Regions from separate parts of the Mus musculus genome. Here regions 2, 3, 4 and 5 are each linked to region 1. The links are chromatin loops, found by intact Hi-C in ENCODE. Cell type or tissue: heart. All regions are shown on one strand.

Region 1 (5,000 bases):
TTGGCTTTCCTTGCCCTATCTCTAAAGCTCCCCTGTGGCCGAGTGTCCTCCTTGGGGCTCATCTCCGTGCAGTCTTCACTCGTGCGTGCAGCAGGGATTTTTCTCTTTCTCTTCTCTAGCCTCTTCCAGGCAGCCGTCCGGGTTTACCGCGTGCTTCTCTTGGGTATTTATATTAAATGAAGTTGGCCTTAAGCTCTCCTATGAATCTGTTCTTAAATCCTTTTGTTCACAAAACTGAGAGCCCCTAGGAGGGACCCCAACTTCTCCGGTATCACTCTGTACTAAGCTGGATACACTACTGCCCTCCGAGGCTGGTCTTTTCGTGGTTTTATTTGTCTGGGAGAGGAATTGAGGCATGGGAGTGGGGTCTCAGGGTAACACAGCTGGCTAGTAAGCGTCGGGATGCAATCTGAGCACAACTCATGTGACCCAGGAGAGTGATGACCTGAGAAGACACCAGCAATTTGTTGTCTTTGTACAGAAGTTACAAAAGCCTTTGTCATTACATTTTGTTCTCAAGACACTAGGTTCTGGATAATGTATGCATTGTTATCTCATTTTCTTTCTTTCTTTCTCTCTTTCTTTAAGATTTATTTATTATATATGAGTACACTGCAGCTGTCTTCAGACACTCCAGAAGAGGGCATCAGATCTCATTACGGATGGTTGTGAGCCACCATGTGGTTGCTGGGAATTGAACTCAGGACCTTCGGAAGAGCAGTCAGTGCTCTTAACCCCTGAGCCATCTCTCCAGCCCCCGGTTATCTCATTTTCTAGGTAAGAAGACCAAGCTACAGAAGTTACCCTGCTTGCTCAGCTTGGCCTCACTAGACAGAATCTAGCTTCTAAGCTTTCTGACAAAAACAAACAAACAAAAAACAAACAAAAAAACATTAAGCCTACAATAATTGCCTCCCATGGCTTGGTCAAGATGCTTCTCAGTTAGAGGGAAGTTGAAATATCCCTCTACTCTTTAAAAGCTCAACAATGTGAGTCACTGGGTGTCTTAGTGTTTCTACTATTGTGATGAAACACTATGACAAAAAAAGCATCTTGGGGAGGAAAGGGTTTATGTTGCTCACAGTGCCATGTAACAGTTCACTGTCAAAAGAGGTGAGGGCCTGAACTCCAGCAGTGCGGGAACCTGGAAGCAGGAGCTGATGCAGAGGCCATGGAGGGAGCTGCTTACTGGCCTGCTTCTCATGGCTTGCTCAGCCTGCTTGTATAAATTTAGGACAAAAACCCAGGTGTGGTGCCACCCACAAACGGGCTGGGTTCTCTTCCATCAGTCACTCATTAAGAAAAGGCCCTACAGGCTTGCTACAGCCTGATCTTATTGGAGGTATTTTCTCAATTGAGGTTCCCCCCTCCCTGATGACCACCTTGTATCAAGTTGACATAAAACTAGCCAGAACACTGGACCAGACTGACAATAGACAAACAGGAGGGAAGTTGTACAAATCTATCTGCAGGCTCTACCCTGCAGTCTCACGGGAGACTTGAGGCCAGGTGGTTGTCATCTTAATCTGAGCAGGGCTGAGAGTTGGGGGCAGGGAGGGTGGGGGGAGTTTGGAAGGCTTTAGGGAGAAAAACCTATGACAGACAAAACGTATCTTGTACTGATAAAATCTCTCAGGGAGGAATAGGTGACAGCCTGGGCAAGAGCTGCCCTGGGCTCAGTGTGGACCTTTAGCATCTTTTTCTTGACTCGGATCTTTTCTAGAGTGATCTCTGGCATTCTTCAGAGCAGACCTCAGCTTGCCTGCCTTTCACGATGCAGCAGCATTCTTGAGCGCGATGCAGTGAGGTGTTTACGAGCTCAAGCGTGACCCATGCATGTATCACTGTTTAGTCTGATAAGTAAGTCTGTCACTGTTATTATGCCTTACAGGGGCTGGAGAGGCGGCTCTTGGCTAAGAGCAATTGTTGCTCTTGCAGAGGGAGCAGGTTTGGTTCCTAGCATGCGAGGAGGTTCGTAACGGCTGTAACTCCGGTTCTAGGTGATCCAGCTCTGTCTTCTGGCCTCCTTGGGCACCCGGTATGCAGATGGTAAACAGACATACATGCAGACAAAACACCCAAACTGGTAAGTAAGATAATATGGAGAATTTTAAAGGTGCTATGCATTACAGTATGGGCACAAGCCTTGAAATATGAATGTAGAAACTACTGCAAAACCTAGTATGGAGAAATCCCATGAGAACGCCATTCAGAAACTGAACGAGGATGTGAAAGTTTATCAGACTGCAGTTTTTTCTTTTGTTATGAAGCTAGTTTAGTTTTTGTTTTGATTTGGTTTGGTTTTTGGTTTTTTAGAGACAGGGTTTCTCTGTGTAGCCCTGGCTGTCCTGGAACTCACTCTGTAGACTAGGCTGGCCCACACGCGACAGTTTTGAAGAAAGAGCTCTCGGGTTGAAAAAAAAATGGTGACAATCGCCAATTACACTTGTCACCTTTGTACTTAGTCTCTGTGGAGCAAAACAAACAAAGAACAAAAATCAGTTGTCAAGTGCGATTCTTTAGAGACAATAACTAGAAGTGTCACTAGGTGTCACTATTATTCCTGATACTGTTGTAAACCATTCCCTAAGAAACTTGAGCTGTAGAGCTACTACTGCATGAAGATGGCTTCAGAGCACTGGCCCCACTTTGCCAAGAGTTCCTTAGATAGAACAATTCTGTGCAAAGCCCCAACAGGAATGTCATACATCTGTATATCCCAGATTTAGGGAGCAGTTTCTGGAATTCGATTTTTGCAAGGACCCTTAGCAAGGGCCTCCCTCCCTGCCTCTCCTTCCCTCTCCTCCTCCCCTCCTTTCCTTCCATTCATCCACTATTAATTCATGTATAAATATTTGTTAAGTGATTAGAAAGTTCTAGAATCCAGCTCTGCGGTCTTTGCAATCCCCAGGCTCAAACTATCCCCTGACCTTAGTCTGCCAGTCGCCTGTGGCTTGCAGGCAGGTCTCCCCCCCCCCCCCCCCCAACTTCGTTAAGTTCCACTCTCATGGTCATGTGAACGTGTGAGCAAATCTTTATCATTATTGCTGCTATCACATCTGTTGTAGAGAAGGGGAGGCTGAGGTCACAAGCCGGTAGACGTGTGTGAAATTGTGTTGTAAATATGCCTTATTTTCCTGCCTCAAAAATTTTGAGCACCGTCTATTTAATAGCTCTATATAATGTACGCTACCAAGCCATGCAACCTATACAGATCAAGACAACACAAATACCTTGTGAACCAGCTTCTCTTTATTGCTATTTCCTCCCCCACCCCACCCCACCCCACCCCCATCTCCTGGAAATACCATCAGAATAATACCAGAAAAATACCAAGTGAGCAGAAGGCCTGAAAGTGCTTGGAAGGCGGGACCAGTCATATTCTATGGAATGTGTATGAGTAGGCATGTTCATGTTTAAATATGAAAAGTCGTCTCGGACATACCTTCAGGAAGTCCCCCAATCCCTCCAATCCTGCGTCTGCTGTCTTGGGTTCTCAGGGCACAATGTTGCCTTTCAGATCCTCCTTCTGAAGGAGTATGATGACGTCTGTTTCCTCCTGAACTCTGGTAGCTAGCACTGTGAAAATTACAGCCGGATGCTTCCCTACACTGCCTCTTCTCTGAACGTCTCAGTGCAAATGGACTTCGGCTCACGTAAGGGGCAGACTGTAGATTCCCAAATAACCTTTTTCCGTGCACGCAGGCACGAGATACACACACACACACACACACACACAGAGAGAGAGAGAGAGAGAGAGAGAGAGAGAGAGAGAGAGAGAGAGACAGTGCAGTCTAGTGTCAGTTGCCCTGATCCATCAGTGTGAACGACAGCTGTTATTGAGCTATAACGTGTAACACCCCCAGGAGGCTGTCAAAGCTACTTTTTAAAATCTGCTTTCTGGAGAATGACACCTATTTCCTCTGCAGTCCCTTTGTTGGCCGCTGTGCTGGTCAGTTACCTCGGCAACACTAAGAACTGGACCAGAATGTAACTAAGTAAAGCCATAGATCAAATTTCCAGCATAGTCACAATTTTGGAAATGTCTGATATTCTTCGGTCATCGTTGGGAGCGGGGGTCTACTCGCTGAAAGGCATTTTGGGGAAAGCCACGCCCACTTCTCAGCTGAGAAGACAATGACCCTAGTGCCCCTGCTCTCCCTTGGTCCCTTGGCCTCTGTGCTCTCTGTTTTCTCAGTCTATCAGGAGGTGGGATTGGCTTGCTGATTGATGATGATGATGATGATGATGATGATAATGATGATGATGAAGAAGAAGAAATTGTCCTTAAGTTTCATATTTGAGTTGCAAAAAAAAAAGTATTTTCACAACGTTTGAGCCTATGTTAATTCTTTTTTTTTTTTTTTTTTTTTTTTTTTGTCTTGTTTCTTTTTGTTTGCCTTCAAGACAAGGTTTCACTGTGTAACCCTGGCTGTCCTGGAACTCACTCTGTAGACCTCAAACTCACAAAGATCTGCCTGCCTCTACCTCCAAAGTGCTGAGAGTAATGGCACGTGCCACCACCTCCCTGCCGGGGTCTATGTTAATTCTTTTTGTGCAACTATAACCAAAATTTCTGAGAGAACAGCTCAAAGGAGAAAGAATATGTTTATGGTCACAGTTTCAGGGAGCTGCCACTGTGGTTGCTTGGTCCAATACCACATGTGGAGAAAAATATCCATCTCACTGTGGATAGGAATCACAGAGCTCTAAGGAGGGACTGGGGACCCAGTATCATTTTCAAATCCATACTGTGACATATTACTTCAGCTAGGAGATACTATATTCTAAAGTTTTCAGAACCTTCCAGAACAGCCCCCACCTGTTGAGAATTAAGCTCTCAGCACAAGGGCCTGTGGGGGGGTGGGGGGGGCATTTACAATCTGAAAACCATGACAGAACCTGAACCTTTAATGTAATAAAGACAAGAACTTCCAAACACAGAGGCAGTGAGAAACAGTGCCTGCTTTTGCCTGGATAAACAGCAATCTTAGAAAACT
Region 2 (5,000 bases), 250 kb after region 1:
CTATTTATCCATCTTTCTATCTATCCATCTATTTATCATCTATCTATCTATCTATCTATCTATCTATCATGTTTGTTTGTTAGTCTATCATCTTTCATCTATCTACCTATTATTCATCTATCTATATCTATCTATCCATCTTTCTATCTATCCATCTATCTATCATCTATCTATCTATCTATCTATCTATCTATCTATCTATCTATCTATCTATCTATCATCTATTTGTGTCTGTGTGTGTGTGCGCACATGTACAACTGCATGGATGTGGAAGTCAGAGGGTAACTTTGGGAGGGTCAGTTCTCTCCTATCCTGTAGGACCTGGGGGTTGAAGTTAGGTCGTCAAGCTTGGAGTTATTTAATTGGCCTTGGTTTTACTGTTCCAGTTGATGGTTTAGAGCTCACACACCTGCAGAAAGCATCACCTTGGATATGACAGTCCAAAGTCCACTGTTATGGCGGGGAATGGACTCACCAGCCATTGTTGGGATAAAAAAATATTTATTTAATTAAAAAAATTATTGTTATTATTAGTTGTTATTGGTTGAGTAGGTTCCCACTGTGTAGACTAGGCTTGGCTTGAATTTGCAAAATTCTATCTCTGCCTTCTGAAAATTGGCATTACAAGTATGCATCACATGCCTAGGATGAAGGGAAAAGGGAAAACGGAAAGAGAATACTGAGAATATTCCTGTGCCCTGAGGAGGTTCTGCTTACACAACCTCAGTCATGGATGGAGCACCCCACCTGGAGGACCCCTGTGGGAGTTACAATCAAGAGGAGAGAGAGCTTGAATCATCGTTCATAGCTTTAAAGTCATGGGACTTTTCCTACGCAAACTTCTCTCTATCCCGGCTTTCCAAAGCATTTTCTGTCATTTGGTGTTAGGAATCCTTACCATAAAGGCACCCATCAACAAATCACCCTTGAGGGGATCTTACCACGCAACACACCTGGTTACCAGCAGTAGTACTCTGTACCACCCTGACAACATGGCTGTCTCATCTTGTCCAGCAGGCTGCCATTTCCCAGAATCCTCTAACACCATTCAAACCTAAGAAGGTACCATCCCATCCCAGCACCACAGCGGCTGGGCTGGGGCTGGGTTTCCCCTCTGGGAAGACAGAGCTGCCTATGGGCTCTCAGGGCAGTTCTGACTCAGGCTGCTTCAGTGCTGTCTTGTTGGCATTGCTCCTTGATAAGGCTCAACTTCTCTTTCCACGTGTGGAAGTGCACTGTCTGCTCAAATTCTGGGAGAGAAAAAAAAACCCTCCCTTTCCGGAGTGAGATTTGGGAGACTCTAATCTGGGACACTTCATGGGAATTTTTTTTTCTTCCCATATCATTGCCCCAACTTTAGGTGTTGATTCTGGGTTTTTCTCTCCTACCCCAATTTTCTTGAGTTTGAAACTAGCCACTCCCTTTTCTTTTAATCTTAAAGAGAGATCACTCCACGTCCATGTAGGGTCAGAGGAGCTTGCTGGTGGCAGTTTTCTCCATATACCAGGTAGGCCCCAGGGTCTGAGCTCAGCACCAGGCTTGGCAAGAAGTGCATCTATGTGCTAAGCTTCCCAGTGCCCTGGCGCTGCCTCCCTCTTCTCCCTGTGTTGAGATTGAACCCAGGGGTCTTGTATGTGGTACGCAAGTGCTCCACCATTCCAAACTCCCCAGACCTGAGTTTGGAACTATCCATCTAAAACTAAAGGCAAGAAATCAATCAGTGATAATGATAAAAATACTTCAGTTAAAGATTCTTTGTTTTTCTTTCTGTCCAAACGCCTTTCTTCATCACAAAATAAAGTGGGTGTTCCTGTGTGTGTATATATATATATATATATATATATATATATATATATATATATATATATATATATATATTCCAAAGAACATTTGACTTGCTCCCCTTCGTGCTTATGGGAAGCTACAAAATGCTGAAGGAGACACAGCATTTTAGAAAATGGAAAGCGCTAAACTTATATGGCAAAATTCTTGGCAGGAAAAAGCAAGAGGAACCTCTGTAGATTTTTCTTTGATGGCTTTCAAAGTCATGCGCCCCCCCCCTTTTTTTTTGGTGATGAGAATTGAACCCGGGGACCCCATGCCCTCTAAGTAAGCCATCTACCAATCAGTGCCACACCCAGCTCCTCCCAAATGTTTTTCCTTAAAAAGCAAAGAAAAAGAGAACCTACCTAGAATTTAACGCTAGTCTCAGAGTTCTAGGACAAGTCGGACGACTCATTTTTAAAGAAAAGGGAAGACATTTCATTTTTGACAACAGGGCTCTTCTGTCGGCATGCATATTCCCGGACACGACTTGGAGAAGCTCTAAGAAGCTGCCCCAAATGCATTCCATAGACAGACTAGTCAAGTTTGGTAATTAACTCAACAGTTGAACCTTCGATGTTTCATCGCCCAGCAAGAGATTGTAATCTGACACACATTCCACCAAGCATGCTCATAAGAGCCTCACATTCTAGATGCACTGAGATGCATGCATTGAACACACACCCCCGCCCCAGACTGCCCCCCTTCCCCCCACGGATTTGAACACAGCTACGACACAGCATGCTCTGAGCCTGCAAGCTTTTACAGCTCTCAGCCAATGAGACGCCCAAGCAGCAGTGGAAGCCTGACCTCTAGCGCCCGAAGCCTCTATGAGAACTTCCTGTGACCCCAGGGGTTCTGGGAGGAAGGCAACAGCTGCCCAGATGTGCTCTGGACATCCATTCTGCCTGCCCCCCACCCCCCCCACTTTCCTCCCATTTTTATCTCTCTCTGAATATAACTCTGTCGGAGGGGCTGAGAAAGGGCATGCTATCCACTCACAACCTCTAGGAGAATAGTGTTCTATCCTTTTGGTGTGAGTGGAATATTGTGCTTAAGGCACATGGATGATGTACAGACCAAGTTTCCAGTTCTTTTGTAATGCTACGATGGCTTAAAGGGACTAACTCTCAGCTGCTATTGGGAATGGTTAACTGAAACTCCAAGCCTAAACTGCCATTTCTACTGTATAATTATTACTTCTTTTTAATGTGTGTCTCTGCATGTGGTATTTGTGTGTGTTGAGTGTTCAGGTGTGCAAACCTTGTGTGTGTGTGTGCTTGTATGTGTGTGCGTGTGTGCGTGTGTGTGTGTAAGAGACCAGAACATGATGTTGGTGTCTTCCTCTATCATCTCTGCCTTACAGCTTTGAGTCAGGGTCTCTCACTGAAAGGGGAGCCCCACAGTTCTGGCTAGGCCACTGGCATTCTGACCTGCTCCCCCACTCCCGAAACCCCAGTGCTGGGGCTACAAGCATGTGTAGCTGTGTCCAGACTGTTATGTGAGTGCTAGGGTTCAGATTCAGGTCTTTGTGGTTACAGAGCAAGCACGCTTATCCCCTGAGTCACTGTCCAGCTCTGACTCATGTGCTTAGATGAGCGTGAAACGGATCCAAGAGGCTTTCTGTAAACTTCTCCTCTGATGAGACTGTGCCGAGGCCTGAAACATGTGCTCTCCTTTGGGCTTCGACTAATTTTGCTCACGTCACTCTCTCTCTCTACTTCGGAGCACATTATCTGAACTCTTCCTGTTCATTTGTTTTGATGGTATAGTGCGTGCATGGGTGTGAGTGTGTGTGCGCGTGTGTGCATGTGTGAATGTGTCTGTGTGTGTGTGAGTGTGCCTGTGTGTAGGACCCTGCACATACTAAGCACACACCCTGCCACTGAGCTACATTCCAGTCCTCCATGTTTCCTTCCTTTAGTATATCAGCATTCTTTCTGCTGTCAGTGTCAGAACACTGCCTCACCAGCTTTGGGATTTGGTTTGGAGGCAGTGTGTGTGTGTGGGGCACTAAACCCAGGAGCCTTCCACCTGGATTTCTTGGTCTCATGAATGAGTTCCTAAGTTCCTTTTGAGTCTCCTAACTCTCAGCCTCTGTCCCTCTGAATGCTTGGCTCCAGCCTGTCTCTTCCTTTCAAGCCCCTCCCCAGCTCCAGGCTTCCCCTCCTTATCCCTGCAAGCTGTAAAACTCACCTGGAACCCACCACTCCCTCTAAACAGCCTCCCCCGAGAGGATGAAGGCATCTTCTGGGCATGGCAGGCACACCCCCAACAAACAGGAAACACCCCCAAACAAACACGAGACCCACAAAGGAAGTGCCATAGACTGTATGTATGGACTAGAAAGACTCTAAGAGGGGAAGAGCATCATTTAAAAAAAAATACCAATTAATGACCATCACTTCAGGTAATGAGGAATATTCTGTTATCGTTGGGTTTCAGGGTCTTACAAGGCCTCACTGTCACACTTGGGCTGACCAGGAACTTGTTATGTAGCCCAGGCTGGCCTCAACCTCATGATTCTCCCACCTCAGCCTTCTGAGTGCTGGGTTAAGGGGAAGTGATGAGCTATTTTGTAGAGTTCCTGGGCATTCCTCAGCAAAATGTGCTGTGGGTCATTGATTTTGTATTTTCTTTGTTTTATCTATTAATTGTTTTGTCTTGGTGCCAGAGAAGGGGGCTCAGGGCCTTATTTAACAGAAGGAAATCATTACTCATTAACTAGACAACACAAGGTTGGCCTCCACAAAATCCTTTTCTTTCTCTCTCTCTCTCTCTCTCTCTCTCTCTCTCTCTTCCTTTCTTCCTTTGATTCAAAGTCTCATGTAGACTAAACTGTTTTCCAATTTTCTATGATACGAAGTCTCATGTAGACCAAACTGTTTTCTTATTTTCTATGGATCCTCTGTCTCCACTTCCCACACTAGGATTACAGGCATGCACTGCCATGCTAGGCCTTCGCCATAGCATGTTGTGGTAGACAGAGGACCCAAGAACTTGCTGTTTGATGGACAAGTATTCTTGCTAGCCTGGGAGCCTAAAGAATTCTGCATGCCCACAAGCTTCCCAGGGAAACAGGCTCACTGTGTGGGCACAGAGGAGCAAGGCTCTACTGGAGTGGCCTTGTTCAAAGTTAGGGTCACAGGCTCCCCACAGGCCTTCACATCCACATA
Region 3 (5,000 bases), 210 kb after region 1:
ACCACCATGTGGTTGCTAGGAATTGAACTCAGGACCTCTGCGAGAGCAGTCTGTGCTCTTAACCTCTGAGCCATCTCTCCAGCCCAGTTGTCTACTTTCTCAATGAAAGACAGTGCTGGTGTGGCAAGCCTCAGGGAACTCCGGGGTGGGGGTGGAGTGGTGGTGGTGGTGGGTGGGTCAGGAGAAGGCTTTCTGGAAGTTCATGTAGACTCTGCCCACTTTGGTCATCCTCTGTCAGCTCCTAAGGACAGATGTTAGGTGGTCATTGAACACACAGGCGAGCAGGGGCAGGGACCACCTTCTTGTTGGTCTCTTTGTCCCCACTTAAGATTTATTTTAAATTATGTGAATAAGTGTGTGTATGAGCTAGTTTGTGCAGGTGTCTGCGAGGGACTTTTTTTTTTTTTTTTTTTTTTTTTTTTTTTTTTTAAAGATTTATTTATTATATGAAAGTACATTGTAGCTGTCTTCAGACACTCCAGAAGAGGGAGTCAGATCTCATTATGGATGGTTGTGAGCCACCATGTGGTTGCTGGGACTTGAACTCTGGACCTTTGGAAGAGCAGTCGGGTGCTCTTACCCACTGAGCCATCTCACCAGCCCTGCGAGGGACTTTTATTGGTGTTGTTTCTGTGGTATTAGATCTTTGAACCCAGGACCACAAGCTTGCTAACCTACAGTTTTCCCCTTGAGTCCCAGGCTGCTACCAGACTGAACTTGTATAAAAGCAGTTATTAATCAAGTTCACCCTAAAACCACGTGGTGGAGAGAAAGAACCAGATCTTGCAAGTGGTACTCTGATCTTCCAATGCACACCAGATCGCACATATGAGATCACACAAGTGCATACAAAACAAACGAGAGAAATTAAAAGAACAAGACCTGCATGAGTCTGAGAGAGGGCTCGATCGTAAACACACCAGCTGCCAAGCTTCACAGCCTGAGTCGATCCCCAGAGACCCACATGGCAGAAGGTGACAACCGACTCTCAAAAGTTGTCCTCTGGCTTCCACATGCACATCGTGGCATGCATATGCCCATACACATACAAAATAAATAGATGCAGTTTTAATTAACAACAGCAACAACAAAAACATCAGGCTTAGTGGTTAATCCTGACACTAGAGTGGCAGGCAGATTTCTGTGAGCTTGATGCCTACATGATGTGTATGTGTGTGTGTGTGTGTGTGTGTGTGTGTGTGTAATATTACAAATAAACAAACAAAACAAATCTGTAAGATGTGTAGTCACACATTGTTCATACACAGAACAGAAGGACATTATTCTGTAGTGACGACTCATTTCCTGGGAAGGCGCACAAGCACAGATCAGACAATTTTCTTTCTTTCTTTAAAAGATTTATTTAAATTTATGCATATGATTTTTACCTCCCCCCCCGCCCCCCCCCCTGTGTATTCTGTCCACCACATGCATACCTGCTGCCTGTGGACCGGATCCCGTGCAGCTGGTGTCGGGATGGTCAAAAGCCCTCACGTAAGTGCTGGGAATGGAACACAGGTCCTCTGCAAGTGCTCTGGACCTCTGAGCCATCTCTCCAGCTGGCGGATCCCTGTGAGTTTGAGGCCAGCCTGGTCTACATAGCAAGTTCCAGGACAGCCAGGGCTATGTAGAAATCTTGCTGCAGTCTCAAAAAGGTCTGCCTTTAATCCTCAGAACTACCAAACAAACAAACAATTTTAAAAAGAGAAAATACCTAAGTATATATAAGTTCTAAAAAATTAACAAAACCTTGCAAAATCTCTGCCCAACAGAGTCCACATGGAAAAATTACTGCCCTATTTCAAAAATATTTACAGCTTCCCCCTTTTCAGGCCACCCAGAGAGATCCTGGTGGTTGGTGAGGCGCACTCGCTTGCCAGCCCACCTCTGGGAGGTACAGTGCACCCCACAGTAGTTAGTATGCATTCTGGCTCCTGGGAGGTGCCTGTGTGAGAATGACTTCCACTCAAGGCATCCTCCACGGAAAACACTTTTCCCTGTCACTGAATGGGGGGGGGGGGGGAAGCGGCTCTGAGCGAGCCGAGGAGGGAGGGGCCGGCAATAACTCTTGCAGTCATCCACACCCTCGCCAGTTGGTGATTACCAGGATCCCAGACACTTCCTAATGCCAGACAAACGCCCCAAGCCTCGGCATGTCTGGCTTGAAGATCTATTCAACTGATAGCCCCCGCCTTTTCGAGGGAGAGCCCCATTGCCCGGGCTAATCAAACAAAACATTGTTCTCAGAGGCAGGAAGAAAGGAAAGGCTTGTCTCTTGGACGCAATGTTTGGGATTCATATCTATATATAAAAACATAATACATATATATTCCCAACTAAAAGGTTGCTACAAAACTTGGAATTCCGGAGGCGTGGCTGGTTTGCACAGAGCGTGCACTGTATAGAAATCCCGGGAGGGGAGGAATCTGAAAGCTAAGTGCCATTAAAAGAAGGGGGTGGGGTGGGGGGAAGCCCCAGGCACTTGATGCCTGTAAAGGATGTAAGTCACAGCCACTCTATTAGACCTGCAACCAAACTAGACTCAGATCCGTCGCAGCTGCCCTCCAAATGTCAGCGTCAGTGTTGGGCAAAGCTTGAAACCCCACCAGGCTTCAGGAGAGCCATTCTCACCCACATTTTCCCCCGAGCACTCTTAGGAACCTGGCAACAGGTAACGTGGCAACCTTTGACTTCTAAAAGGCGAGTGGGATAATTTCAGGGAACAAACGGATTGTTTTTGAGCCAGCTGCATCTCGCCTAACTGCCCCCGCACCCAACCTCCTCCCTCCCAAGACAAAGTCTGGGAAAACAAACTTAAGTGCTGCAGGCTGTCCTGCTCTCTCGCACGCCCTGGTGGCCAACATCGGAACAACATGCACGTGTTCGGAACTCCGCGGCAGTTCCCGCTGGTAAGTTTTGTGGAAGTGTGCCGACCTGTCTCTGGTGCAGAGATGGAATCCATTCAAAATGTCCCCATTTTTGTTGTTGTTTTCGAGATATGGTAGATATTTAGCCTTGGCTGTCCTGGAACTCACTATGTAGACTAGGCTGCTTCTGTCTCCTGAGTGCGGAAATTAAAGGTAAACGCTAGCAGATCTACCTGTAGAGAGTCTTCACTTTTATTTAAGCACATTGACAATTATCCACGGAATGAAACCTCTGGACTCAGACGCCCCCCTCCTCCCCAGAATCAGTGAGGGAGAATACTGGGAACAGGGTCTGGTAAACATTGCAGGAGGCTCGGGCCTGTGATTTCTTCCTTTTGAGGCCGATGTGGGAAGACCAGGGTTCAAGACCAGCCTGGACTCCTTACTCAGGCTTTGTCTTGAAAAAGCATCAACAAAACGTGATTCCTGCTGTAATTACTCCCATTTTCCCTGTTTGTCTCGTATATTCCACATACAGACACCTTTTGGGTTTTGAAGCTTTCCCAGTCAGCCCTGCTGGGTTCCTGTGTTATAAGGATTACTGAAGATTTCCACACTGCCAGATCAGCTTCCCAGACTGCAGCTACACCCAGTAAAATGCCAGCGGCTGTGTTTTTAGGCTGTCTGATCCTCTTAGACACTGCCCTACCCCCTTTCCAATGTTGGGCAGAAATGGAGGCCCAGTCCCGAGTCGCTGTTAGCCCACAGGACCCAGCGCTTCCTGGCTCTGCATCTGGAAACGGTACACGGAAGCTTGAGAGGTTCAGATCAAAGTACCTGGTCCTCTCAGAAACTTTCATTAATTAACTAAATTAGAGGACACTGAAGAATGCTGGAGGTGTCTCTTCAGAAGGCGCGGGGTCCAGGGGTTAAGGTCTGAGCCCTGTAGTATAGACCTCCACGAAGCTTGACAATCAAATAATACTATAAGCCAAAACCAGCCCATGCCTGAAACCATGAGATGTTAGAGTTGTTTTTGCCCACATCGTGTAAGGGCAAAGGTTAAGGCCGGGGGGTCTGAGTAAGCTTGGTAGGGCCGCTGGCCTGTGTGAACCACACAGCCTTTCTAGAGCCAGGGAACCGTGTGTTGAAATCGGGAGGGACATTTCGGTCTTCAGGGTTACTAATTTCCCAGGCAGCGGGTGTTGTTCCCAGATGGGAATACGATCTCTTTAGCACTTCATCTCCCGGCTTTGCCAACAGGTGCTATTGAGTCAACTGTGCACACAGACGGCCGTCCTGGCACATTCATCACCAGGAAGATGTCATTGCCATTTGTTCCATGACTTTCTGGATTTTTTTCTACCCCTGACTCAGACACAGTCACTTCCTCTTACGCTTAGGGAATTGTTTTGTTTTTTTCTTTTTTCTTTTTTTCTTTTTCAGCATTTGTAATTGTGTGTTTTTCAAAATATGTCCCCGTCTGGCCTACAGGCCTTCCTGAGTTGAATGGACTGTTTACAGAAGAGAGAGATTCAGGGCCCAAGGTCAGGGTTACAGAATTATATAAGGCTTCCTGTTTGGGCAGCTGGTCTACCAAGCCCTCAGGGCAGACTGAGTTTTGACAAAAGCCGGCTGCCCGTTGGGTGTGGTGGCACATACCTGTAGCTCAGGAATATCAGAAGTTCAAGTGTTTGGTTTTGAACCCCTGGACAAGCAACTGAGGTGTATATATATCAAAGCAGACCTGGCCTCCAGGTTCTCCCAGCATCCCTCACTCCCTACCTGGCATACCCTGCTCCCATCATTGAATTTTCCAGTCCAGGGCTGGGCTGCCATTCCCTTAGTGGCTCCTTCCTATCTAATCCTGACGTTTGGGTCTCTCTCTTTCCTCTCCTTTTCCCTCTTTGTATGAGGACTCTTTCTCCCCTCCCCGTCTCCCCCCACCTCCAGAGCAGCTTCCCAAGAAACCGGCCTTTAATCTAATCTGATCTGTCTTGAATTGACTCATTTTTGAACACGCACAGACTTTTCTTTGCTATTCTCTATATACAGACAGTATAACAAGTATTTGCTTGGTGTATGTCCACATAATTCCTACCATGCAGGAGGCTGAGGCAGGGGAGATTGCAA
Region 4 (5,000 bases), 230 kb after region 1:
TGTTTATTTTGTTTTTTGAGACAGGGTTTCTCTGTATAGCTGTGGCTGTCCTGGAACTCACTCTGTAGACCAGGCTGGCCTCGAACTCAGAAATCCGCCTGCCTCTGCCTCCCGAGTGCTGGGATTAAAGGCGTGTGCCACCACTGCCCGGTGTATATTTCTTTTATTACAAGGTTATCTTCCAGTATCTTTTTTTAAAAAAAAAAAACGCTATACATAACATGAGGCTTACAACATTAGCCATTTGGAATTGTGCAGGTCAGTTATGTCTTAAGTACATCTACACTGTCGTTCATCCATCACTATCTCTTTCCAGAACTTTCTTCATTGGAAAACCAAAATTGTGTATCTATTAACACGACTTAGGCTTAGGATGTAGCTCAGTAGTAGAGTCAGTCTGTGAGGCCTTGGATTCAGTCCCCAGCATAAATCAACAGGTAGATGAACCTTTCCTCATTTTTCTTCTCTTCAGTCCCTGACAATGACTATTCTCCTCTGGTCTATGCATTTGGTTACTCTAGGTTCTTCACATACACAGAATCATATCGTGTTGATACAGGGGAAATTGGGGACCCCACTTGGGGGTTCTTAGTCTCATTAATAAAAGAATTTAAGAATGGATTCAGCCAGGCGGTGGTCGCGCACGCCTTTAATCCCAGCACTTGGGAGGCTAAGGCAGGCAGATTTCTGAGTTCGAGGCCAGCTTGGTCTACAGAGTGAGTTCCAGGACAGCCAGGGCTATACAGAGAAACCCTGTCTCGACAAAAACAAAAACAAAAACAAAAACAAAAACAAAAAAACCCAAAAAGCAAAGAGAGAGAGAGAGAGAGAGAAGAGGTAGAATTTCCCAAATAATTCAGAAGGGTTACAAGCTATAAGCCTGAGATGCTGCAGCCCTGTGGCCAGCAAGCTACTGCCCTAGGGGTGGGGACTCTGGAGAGAAAAGCACAGCATCTTATTAAAGGACTAATTATTCGACCTCTCTCTCTAGCGTGGTTTAAGGTGAGGCTGCTTTCCTAGGGATGCTCCTTTGGCCCAGTGAAGGATCTGGCCCAGTTGGAAGGTTGGATTATTACGCAGTCTATAGATTCTATTCCCTTTACAAAGATTTTTTTTTTTTTTTTTTTTTTTTACTGTAACATTATCTGTCCCCTTCTGTGACTGGATTACTTTAGTTACACCCACTTGTCCATCTATCCATCCATCCATCTGTATATCTATATACATACACAAGTACACATGTGCACAAATATAGGCTAATAATAAATACACATCATATCTACAGATTCATCGATATAAATTAAGTATGTTTATATATGGTCAGGCAGAAGGGATACATTCACTCTCGACTTTTCCCTCTCCCTGTTGCCTGCAGCAACCCTTCCCTGGCTGGTTGGAAATATTACACACCCACTTTTTCTTTTAAAGAATTATTTATTTATTTTATGTATATGAGTACACTGTCGCTGTCCTCAGACACCCCAGAAGAGGGCATTGGATCCCATGACAGATGGTTGTGAGCCATCGTGTGGTTTCTGGGAATTGAACTCAGGACCTCTGGAAGAGCAGTCAGTGCTGCTCTTAACCGCTGAGCCATCTCTCCAGCCCACACACTCACTTCCAGCACACACATGAGGTCATTCCTCCAGCCCAGCTTGAATCACACAGACACTGATTAGAATGTTGGCACTAACTAGCTGCATCAAGTCAGCTGGGTAATCAGAGGCGCATGGGCTCTCAACTGCCCGATGTCAGTGTTGAAGGTGCTGCCCTGATGGAATCTTGAGGTTTAAACAAAGACCGTGTACAGGAAAGGCTAACACCACATAAGAAGCCACAGTTACGAGTCTTCTTGTTTATATCTGCTGACATCAGTCCTTATTTCCCAAGCTTTGTTTGCATTCATGATCCCTATAGATGCATACTTTCATATACATAAGGAACCTCTCTCTCTCTCTCTTCCCCTCCCTTTATCTTTTCTGTGATGCTGAGCTCCGAAAACCTTGCACATGCTGGGCAAATGCTCTACTACGGAGGAGTCACACCTCCCAACCCTAGAGACTCTTCTGTTCACACATCCATGAAGAAACTCAGTATTTTTTTGTTTTGTTTTTGTTTTTTTGAGACAGGGTTTCTCTTTGTAGCCCTGGCTGTCCTGGAACTCACTCTGTAGACCAGGCTGGCCTTGCCTGCCTCTGCTGGGAGCGCCACCACGCCCGGCGAAGAAACTCAGTATTAGCAGCACCTAAAATACATCAGGGCTGGCAATGCAGTCTATATGCTTGCTTAGCATGCGAAAGGCCCCGGTCTCCATTCTATCACGTGAAGAAAAATAGGGTTGAGGTGGCTTCCACCTTCTGCAGCTTTCTCAGTAAGGTGGGGTGGCGCTGGACCCGACTGAGTGATGGATGGGTCTCCTCACTGCTTCCAATCCTCTGACGACCCTTGGGTGGTACCTTTCCTCTCTCCACCCCAGCTGGGCCTCCACATCACCCTGACAGCTGCTGCTGCCACATTCCAGGGCTCCAGCAGCGGAAGTAAGGCAGGCTGAGCAGTCTTTCTGGGTGAGTGACAGGGTTTGAAATGAGATTAACCGAATGCCAGGGTTGGGGAAAACAGCTTTTCCCTGAGTCACCTCTGTCCCACCTTCCTCATGACACACAACTGTTGGTCTGAGTGGTAGGGCGTCAGCTTTGGGCCGCGAGACAGTGGGCTCTTGTGCTATGCGAGCCAGCCTATACCGGCTGTGAGTCCTTGACTCGGGGTGGGGATGGGGGGTGGGGGGTGGTTCAGCCTGGCATGTGTATCTTTATACGAGTCACTCGGCTTCTCTGCCCCCTAGTGGCGGACGAGGGTCACTCCAGCTTCCCTGTTGCTGTTGCAGGGTTTTTCCTCAACCACCACGTGACAAGGACAGCATTCCAGGAAACCGGAAGGGCTGGGCTGGCCTCTGGGATTTCAAAGTTGACTGCTCTGCCCACCTGGCAGGTTCTATCCTGCTGCGTCATATTTCCTGAGCTATAAGGCCATTTTTGCAGGATACTCACCATCCACCTCTCACGGGCTACCTCCTCTGTTCTACAAGCCCATCCATTTTTCCCTGAAGAACTTTTACGCCTTAGGCGTCATCTCATCCACAGTTAGAGATCAGAGGGGACTAACAGGTATAAAGGAGTTTTCCTGCACGTTTCCGATTCCTCTAACTCAGTGGTTCCCAACATGTGTGTCGAGATCCCTTTGGGGTTAGAATAAGAAGTAGGAAAACAGATGTTTACATCATGATTCATCACAGTAGCAAATTCACAGTTACAAAGTAGCAACAGAAATAATCTTTGGGTTGGGAGCCACAGCAACACGAGGAACTGTTTTAAAGGGTGGACGCTTTACGAAGATTGAGGGTCACTACCTTAACTAGAGGGAGAGATGGGTCACCTCACCCCAGGTTACCTCAGGAGAAAAAGAATTCAACTACTAAGAAACATAAATTCCCTCCCACACATGTAGCTTTCCCCGCACCCCGTGCCCCCTTCCTGTTCTAAAAGCCAAAACAAATGGTCCTCGGGGATGCTCACAGAAGGAAACTCCACCTACCACTCACAGCACAAAAGGGAAAACCAGCCAGGAGCCTCTGGCTGTGAAGTGTGGGCAAAGCGCCTCTGCTCCCCCTGCTGAGACCATGAGGTAATGTCTGTGGGAAGTCCCAGTTCTCATCCCTGTCTCCCGAGCAGAGAGCTCCATACCCTGCTGCTTAGTTGTACAGCACCCCATTATCACATGCTCATCCAATTTATGACTACTAACGTCTCTTCAGGCTGGGCATCATAGCTCCTGCCTGTAATATCACCATTTAAGAAGCTGAGCAGGAGGATCAAAATAAGTTCATGGTTATATAGTGTGTTCTGAGCCTGTCTGTTCTCTCTCTCTCTAATATACATATATATGTATATATATAAACACACATATGTATAAACATATATTGTACAAGGAGCTACCATGCTCCACCAATTTGCTCTTGTGCAGCTGAGTGGCGTTTTCTTTTGCAGTGTCTACCATTGGTTGGTGGGTATGTGCTTGTGAGTGTGTTGGGTGGAGTGGCTGGGGAATGGTGGAAAGAAGTGGTGTTCCAGCTGAGGCACTTGGCCCAGGTGACGCTCACTGCTTCCTGTGCGCCAGCTTCTTCAGGACAGCGACCTTCAACGATCTGCTCTCTGCTCCACGGAGAAGCAAAGCCTCCAAGTCAGTCATTGCCGACAGAGACAAACTGTGTTCCAGGCGATTAGGTTTGGTTAAGCCTTCGCAGTAGAAAGTGTCTGGCTTTAAGCTCGTTATGGTAGAGGCTTCTAATATTTATTAGGGACACTAGGTAGGTTTGCATTGGGATAGAACAGTGGTTCTCAACCTGCTTAATGCTTAATTAAACCTTTAATACCGTTTCTCAAGTTGCAGTGACTCCCAACTATAAAATTATTTTGTTGCAACTTCACAACTGTAGTCTTGCTATTGTTATGGTGCACAATGTAAATAAACATCTGATATGTGACCTCTGTGAGGGTCACAACCAAAGGACCACTGGCAGAGAGAGTGCTATAGGGAGATGTTCATTTTTAGGTCATGGAGGTGTTTGTATGACTTGGCAATTGATACACACACACATACACACACACACACACACACACACACACACATATACACATATACATACACATATATGAAATCATATACTTTAAGCACTTTTTTTTTGTTTTTGTTTTTTTCGAGACAGGGTTTCTCTGTATAGCCCTGGCTGTCCTGGAACTTACTTTGTAGACCAGGCTGGCCTCGAACTCAGAAATCCGCCTGCCTCTGCCTCCCGAGTGCTGGGATTAAAGGCGTGCGCCACCACGCCCGGCTATTCTATAATATTCTTTTTTTAAAAAAATATCTATTTATTTATTATATGTGAGTACACTGTAGCTGTCTTTAGACACTCCAGAAAAGGGCATCAAATCTCTTTACAGATG
Region 5 (5,000 bases), 260 kb after region 1:
AGGAAGCTGCAATCTCAGGGCCGGGCAAAGCTGCCACTTCCCACAGTAACTGTGCTCAGAGTTTTGTTCACTTCCTCTTGGGGATGCACCTCGACTTATTGTTCCCATAGGTACGGGAAATGTGGCTCCCTTGGAAAGTGGCTCTCTACAGTTTTCCTGCATCTCTTGTCACTGTTTCTATTAGTTACATAAGCAAATGTCTTCATCGATGTCTTTATAACTTCCATTCTATAATTTCAAAGTGTCTTCCTTTATACCTCTCACTCCTCTATACCACACACATACACACACACACAGAACCTGTACACACACCCACACCTGTACACACACACATACACACAGATGCATCCATACACACATATACACATTTGTACACACACGTATACACACATCCATACACATATACGCACACACGTACACAACATTCATACACACATGTACATATACATCCATCCACACATACAAATATACATATCCATCCACACACACAAACACACACATGCATATATACACACAGGCACACACACACATCAGTACACATACACAAACACATGTGCATACACACAGACACACTTGTACAAATACATCTGTACACACACACACACACACACACACACACACACACAACTGTGTAGGGCGTGGAATCCAGAGCCTTGACACAAAAACACAGCTCTCACCTCAAAGGGAATGAGAGTTTATTCTGGAGCCAGCTATGAATGGCCATGGTAGATGCCTCTCTCCAATGTGCTAACAGTTTGATGAAGTTGTTTTTGTTTTTTTTCTTATTTTTCGAGATAGGGTTTCTCTGTGTAGCCCTGGCTGTCCTGGAACTCACTCTGTAGACCAGGCTGGCCTCAAACTCAGAAATCCACCTGCCTCTGCCTCCCAAGTGCTGGGGTTAAAGGCATGTGCTACCACTGCCCAGCTTGATGAAGTTTTTATAGTTACAGAACAAAGTCATAAATCAAGACATTTAAAAAATATATTGGTGAGACTATTAGGTATGACTGCTGAGGGGGATAACTCCGATCTTAGGTGCAATCTGATGGCATTCTTAGCCTCTGGGTTGGAGGAAGCGTGTAGCCTGTTAGAACATTCCAGAAGGATTTACCTGAATAGTCACAAGGGTGTTACAAGGTCAAACATGGGTGGGCAATGAATGACTGTTAAGGGGCTAAAGATTGCCCAAGGGACTTGGGGTCCAGATTCATAGCATCCCGCTTTCCAATATTCCAAGCGTTAACCAAGCTTTGTGGGTCCTCCCTCCCTCCCTCCCTCCCTCCCTCCCTCCCTCCCTCCCTCCCTCCTTCCCTCCCTCCTTCTGTTTCTTTCCTCTCCCCCTTTCTTTCTTTTTCAAAGGCAAGGTTTCACTAAGTAGTCCTGACTGGCCAGGAACTCAGATCTGCTAGTGTCTGTCTCCAACAGGCACGAGCACACTGGGCTAGCCTTGTGGATGCTTTAACACCGTGAGATTCATTTATTTTTCCTGCTTGCTCAGTTCCCATAGGCAGGCGGTCTACCACTGAGTCACACTCGCCACCTGGTTCTGTGGACCCGATGTCTGTAGTTGGAGATAGGGGGAGTCCATCCACTCGCAAAAAAAAGTCTTTGTCTTTTAAGTTGAACACGCTTCACCAGGTCAGAGCTTCGGAGCTGCAGAGATTGCTCTCCTCATTTTCTAATAGCCACGTGTTCTGAACCGGTGCCCGGTGCCACCTCTGATCCTTGCCCCACCACTCCCTCCAGGGTGCACAATACCGCATTTATATCTTTTGAATGTGTACCATTTGAAAGCGCAGGGACAGAAGGCAGATGCAGGCACACCTTTGATCTTTCATCCTTGCGGGTTAAGTGAGGGCAGACACCTGGCAGCTGCGAACTGGAAACAAAATGATGCCTGGGACTGGAATGACCTGAAACGCTGCAGTGGCTGGGCCGCAGGGGCATGGAAGCTGACTCTGTATGCAGGCAGAGGACCTGATCTCGGGTAGCACCTTGAACGACCTGGCTGGGGCTGGCTGGGGCTCAAGGACTTACTAGGCAAGAGGGCAGAAAAGATCCGGCAGCTGCATTAAGCAAAGTCAACAAACTATGCAGAGATGGCAGCTCAGCACCGGTGCCGACGGGCTATTCCGGTGAAAGTGCATTTAGAGTGCTCTTGTTCCTTCGTGGTACTCTAAAGGATTCCTTTTAGGTACAGAGATGTCACAAATGCTTCAGGTTCCCAAGTCCTCGGCGGGACCGTATTGCCCCCTGGCGTCCATGTGCTGTTACTACGTCTTTGCCCAGGAAGCCAGAGCCGTCAATCACATCCATGAAAGGCGGAGCTTCCAGTTTTCCGCACATGGAGAAGTTTGGCAGTACAGGATTGAAAGGCAGTTTTAAACCCTAAGCCAGACCTGGGAGGGAACTTCGGAATTAAAGTTCCTCCTTCCCCACTCTGTGCCTGGCCTTCTGAATGTTCCAGAAGCTTCGAAAAGAAATAAGTCAGATTTGAATCTGCTGGTTTTTAATATTGGTGGTCGTGTGGTTACTGCACCCTGCTTCTTTTCAGTCAACTCAAAAGTGGCCCGGGCTAGAAAACCTTTCCTGACTTCTCTTCAGCGATTGCTTCGTGATAGGTGTTGGATGCCTCTCTGCTGTCAAGCTTCTCCGACTGTATGGGAAGGCAAGGGCATGGAATATTCCTGAACTGCATCTGCAGCCGCTGGGATGAGGCTTCTGTTCAGTAAAAACGTGTCCAGTAATAAACAGTTGCGTACCGTCCACACGGGGCGAAAGCATCAGGGCTTGATCAATACAGCAACCCTACCCAAGGCAAGAAGTCAACTTCTGGGTGGGAAAGAGAAGTGTGTTCATGTGTGTGTGTGTGTGTGTGTGTGTGTGTGTGTGTGTGTGTGTGTATGTGTGTGTACACACAGGTGTGTGAATGCACGTTTGTGTGTGTGGGGTGTCTCCTGGCACCTTCCCTTGTAGCCTGATATTTACATGGGTTCTGGGAATTGAATTTGAGGTCAGCATCTTACTGACAGAACCTTCTCCCAGTCAGTATTTTGTTCTGAACACAGCTATGCTTGCTTTTAGATTTTTTTCTTTTTTAACAACAACAGGCTCTCAGGTAGCCTAGCCTGGCCTCCAGGTCTAACCAAGGCTGACCCTGAACTCCTGATCCTCTGCATCTGCTGTTCATGTCCCGGGATCACAGACATCTGGTCACTGTGCCCTCCCTGCTCATATTACACATTGATTTATTAAACAGCATCATGGCAGAAGGCACGACTCCTGACTGTCAAGGGTTTACATTTTAGAGTCATACTGAGCCAACAGGTACCAATATTGTCTGCTATCCTTGTGACTTTGGGAAAAAAAAAATCACTTGATCTTTTTGTGTCTTTTTCCTCAGCTGTCAAAATGAGGTGGATGCTAGGGGTAGATGCATCCCGGGGCCTCGTAAAGGCTTCATACTCCACAGGCATTGACTAGTGAAGAGAACCATATGGATTTTCTACCAGCAGAGGTTAAAGATATTCAGAATTGGGTTGGGGTTGTAGGTGAGTGCTAGAGTTCTTCCCTGCTATGTGCAAAGCCCTGGGTCCCATCCTCAGCGTGGAAAAACAAAACAAACCCGAATTGTTGAAGGTCAAGGCTCAATCCATTCTATAAGGTATTGTTAAATCCTCGGATGCAGATGACCCGACAGGCAAAGGCGTGTGCTGCCGAACCTGAGGGTTTTGAGTCCCAGGATCAACAGTGGAGAGAACTGTTGTCCTTTGACCTCCACATGCGTGCTGTGGTATAAGTGCTTGAGTGCACACACACATTCACACACACACACACACATGTGCATGCACACACACACCACACACACACACCACACACACACACGCATGTGCATGCACACACACACCACACACACACACATACACACACACACACACACGCACGCACACCCCACACACATACACACACACACACACACACACGCGCACACACACACCACACACACACACATGCATGTGCATGCACACACACACCACACACGCACACACCACACACGCACACACACACACACGCACACACACACGAGCACAGTAACAACAACAGCAACATTTCCAAAGGTGGAGCCATGGCTCAGATGGTAAGACTTCTCCAATGGTAGTGCCATCCTTGAGGCCAGTCAAGGAAGTCCTTCACTGGTACAGATTACTACATTTTGAGTGTGTGCTGGGCCTGGGAGGCTCTGCTCTTCCCCCTCTCCAGGTCACAGCTCCATCTCAGGCCATAGCTGGGCCACTAAGAACACAGATAAAGGATCTATCACTGGCTCCTTTGAAGGAGCAAGCACAGGACATGTGATAATATTGCATAAGCATAAACGAGAACTGGAGACATTTGACCATAGAATTTTTTTCTTGAATCCCCCATCTGCCTAAAAGCAGAGCCTCTCCAAATAGCTTATTCTTTGAAAACCTAGAATTAACTAGGAAAGATGGACCATTATCTGCAGAGAGAAAGCTATACATTGAACAGTTGTTACAAATTACCATCTCTCCTTCATTATCCTAAATGTTCACTTATCTTTGTGTTTTTCTTTTCTTTTTGGTTTTTGTTTTGTTTGACAGGGTCTTACTCTGTAGCTCTGGCTGTCCTGGAACTCACTCTGTAGACCAGGCTGTCCTTGAACTCATAGAGATCTGCCTGTCTCTGCCTCCCAAGTGTTCTACACAGCTGACAGAGCACCCATTGGCTTCCTTAGAATTCCAGTGCATTCCAGCAACCTGACCACTGAGACCTGTCAGCCTGGCTTTCATGTGAGTGTCATACGCACCACCCTGCAGAGAGAGTTCCTTCTTACAGGTTGTGGCAAAGGATTTGCAGGGCAATTGTCATTCTCTGAACTAAACAGAAAGAATGGTGTGTCTTCTTTACAAACACAACCTAGCACGTGATTGTCAGAGCTTTGTGAGAAATTTTATGTGTTTGGCCTGCAGGTATGTCTG

The links. Hi-C counts contacts between places; a loop is a spot of excess contacts. Peaks named below come from ENCODE experiments on the same cell type or tissue, not always from the same donor. Only the 100,000 strongest peaks of a DNase experiment are listed, where the experiment ranks them.
Region 2: a loop joins it to region 1, with 3 times the contacts of the local background. A loop is called at or near these places in 14 of 42 quality-filtered maps.
Region 3: a loop joins it to region 1, with 8 times the contacts of the local background. A loop is called at or near these places in 22 of 42 quality-filtered maps.
Region 4: a loop joins it to region 1, with 6 times the contacts of the local background. A loop is called at or near these places in 17 of 42 quality-filtered maps.
Region 5: it touches region 1 in a loop (7-fold over the local background); 16 of 42 quality-filtered maps call a loop at or near these places.

What each region holds. Positions count from the first base shown.
Region 1 is chr17:70,966,389-70,971,388 of GRCm38, reverse strand. Gm46595 (a long non-coding RNA gene) reads left to right here and starts at 1,868. Exons shown (of 3, transcript XR_001782184.2): 1 at 1,868-2,086; 2 at 3,521-3,656. It overlaps Gm41611 (predicted gene, 41611), which reads right to left and starts at 3,511. Exons shown (of 2, transcript NR_168105.1): 1 at 3,446-3,511; 2 at 1-2,468. In heart, CTCF peaks have their summits at 2,540 and 3,933; no DNase peak of the experiment used is centred here; H3K27me3 peaks cover 1,049 bases.
Region 2 is chr17:70,718,520-70,723,519 of GRCm38, reverse strand. The region is part of intron 6 of Dlgap1 (DLG associated protein 1); the gene reads right to left. Among named protein-coding and RNA genes, the nearest start is that of Gm36746, 3.3 kb to the right of the region's middle. In heart, a CTCF peak has its summit at 2,646; DNase peaks (open chromatin) are centred at 2,629 and 3,459.
Region 3 is chr17:70,752,977-70,757,976 of GRCm38, reverse strand. All of the region lies in intron 6 of Dlgap1 (DLG associated protein 1), which reads right to left. Among named protein-coding and RNA genes, the nearest start is that of Gm36746, 38 kb to the right of the region's middle. In heart, a CTCF peak has its summit at 2,849; DNase peaks (open chromatin) are centred at 2,106, 2,676 and 4,016; H3K4me3 peaks cover 1,507 bases; H3K27ac peaks cover 2,062 bases; H3K27me3 peaks cover 580 bases.
Region 4 is chr17:70,736,251-70,741,250 of GRCm38, reverse strand. The region is part of intron 6 of Dlgap1 (DLG associated protein 1); the gene reads right to left. Among named protein-coding and RNA genes, the nearest start is that of Gm36746, 21 kb to the right of the region's middle. In heart, CTCF peaks have their summits at 2,857 (motif pointing left) and 3,667; DNase peaks (open chromatin) are centred at 1,650, 2,590, 2,950 and 3,550; H3K4me3 peaks cover 1,489 bases; H3K27ac peaks cover 2,123 bases.
Region 5 is chr17:70,704,425-70,709,424 of GRCm38, reverse strand. The region is part of intron 5 of Dlgap1 (DLG associated protein 1); the gene reads right to left. The region is part of intron 1 of Gm36746 (a long non-coding RNA gene); the gene reads left to right. Among named protein-coding and RNA genes, the nearest start is that of Gm36746, 11 kb to the left of the region's middle. In heart, a CTCF peak has its summit at 2,256 (motif pointing left); a DNase peak (open chromatin) is centred at 2,244; H3K4me3 peaks cover 1,183 bases; H3K27me3 peaks cover 663 bases.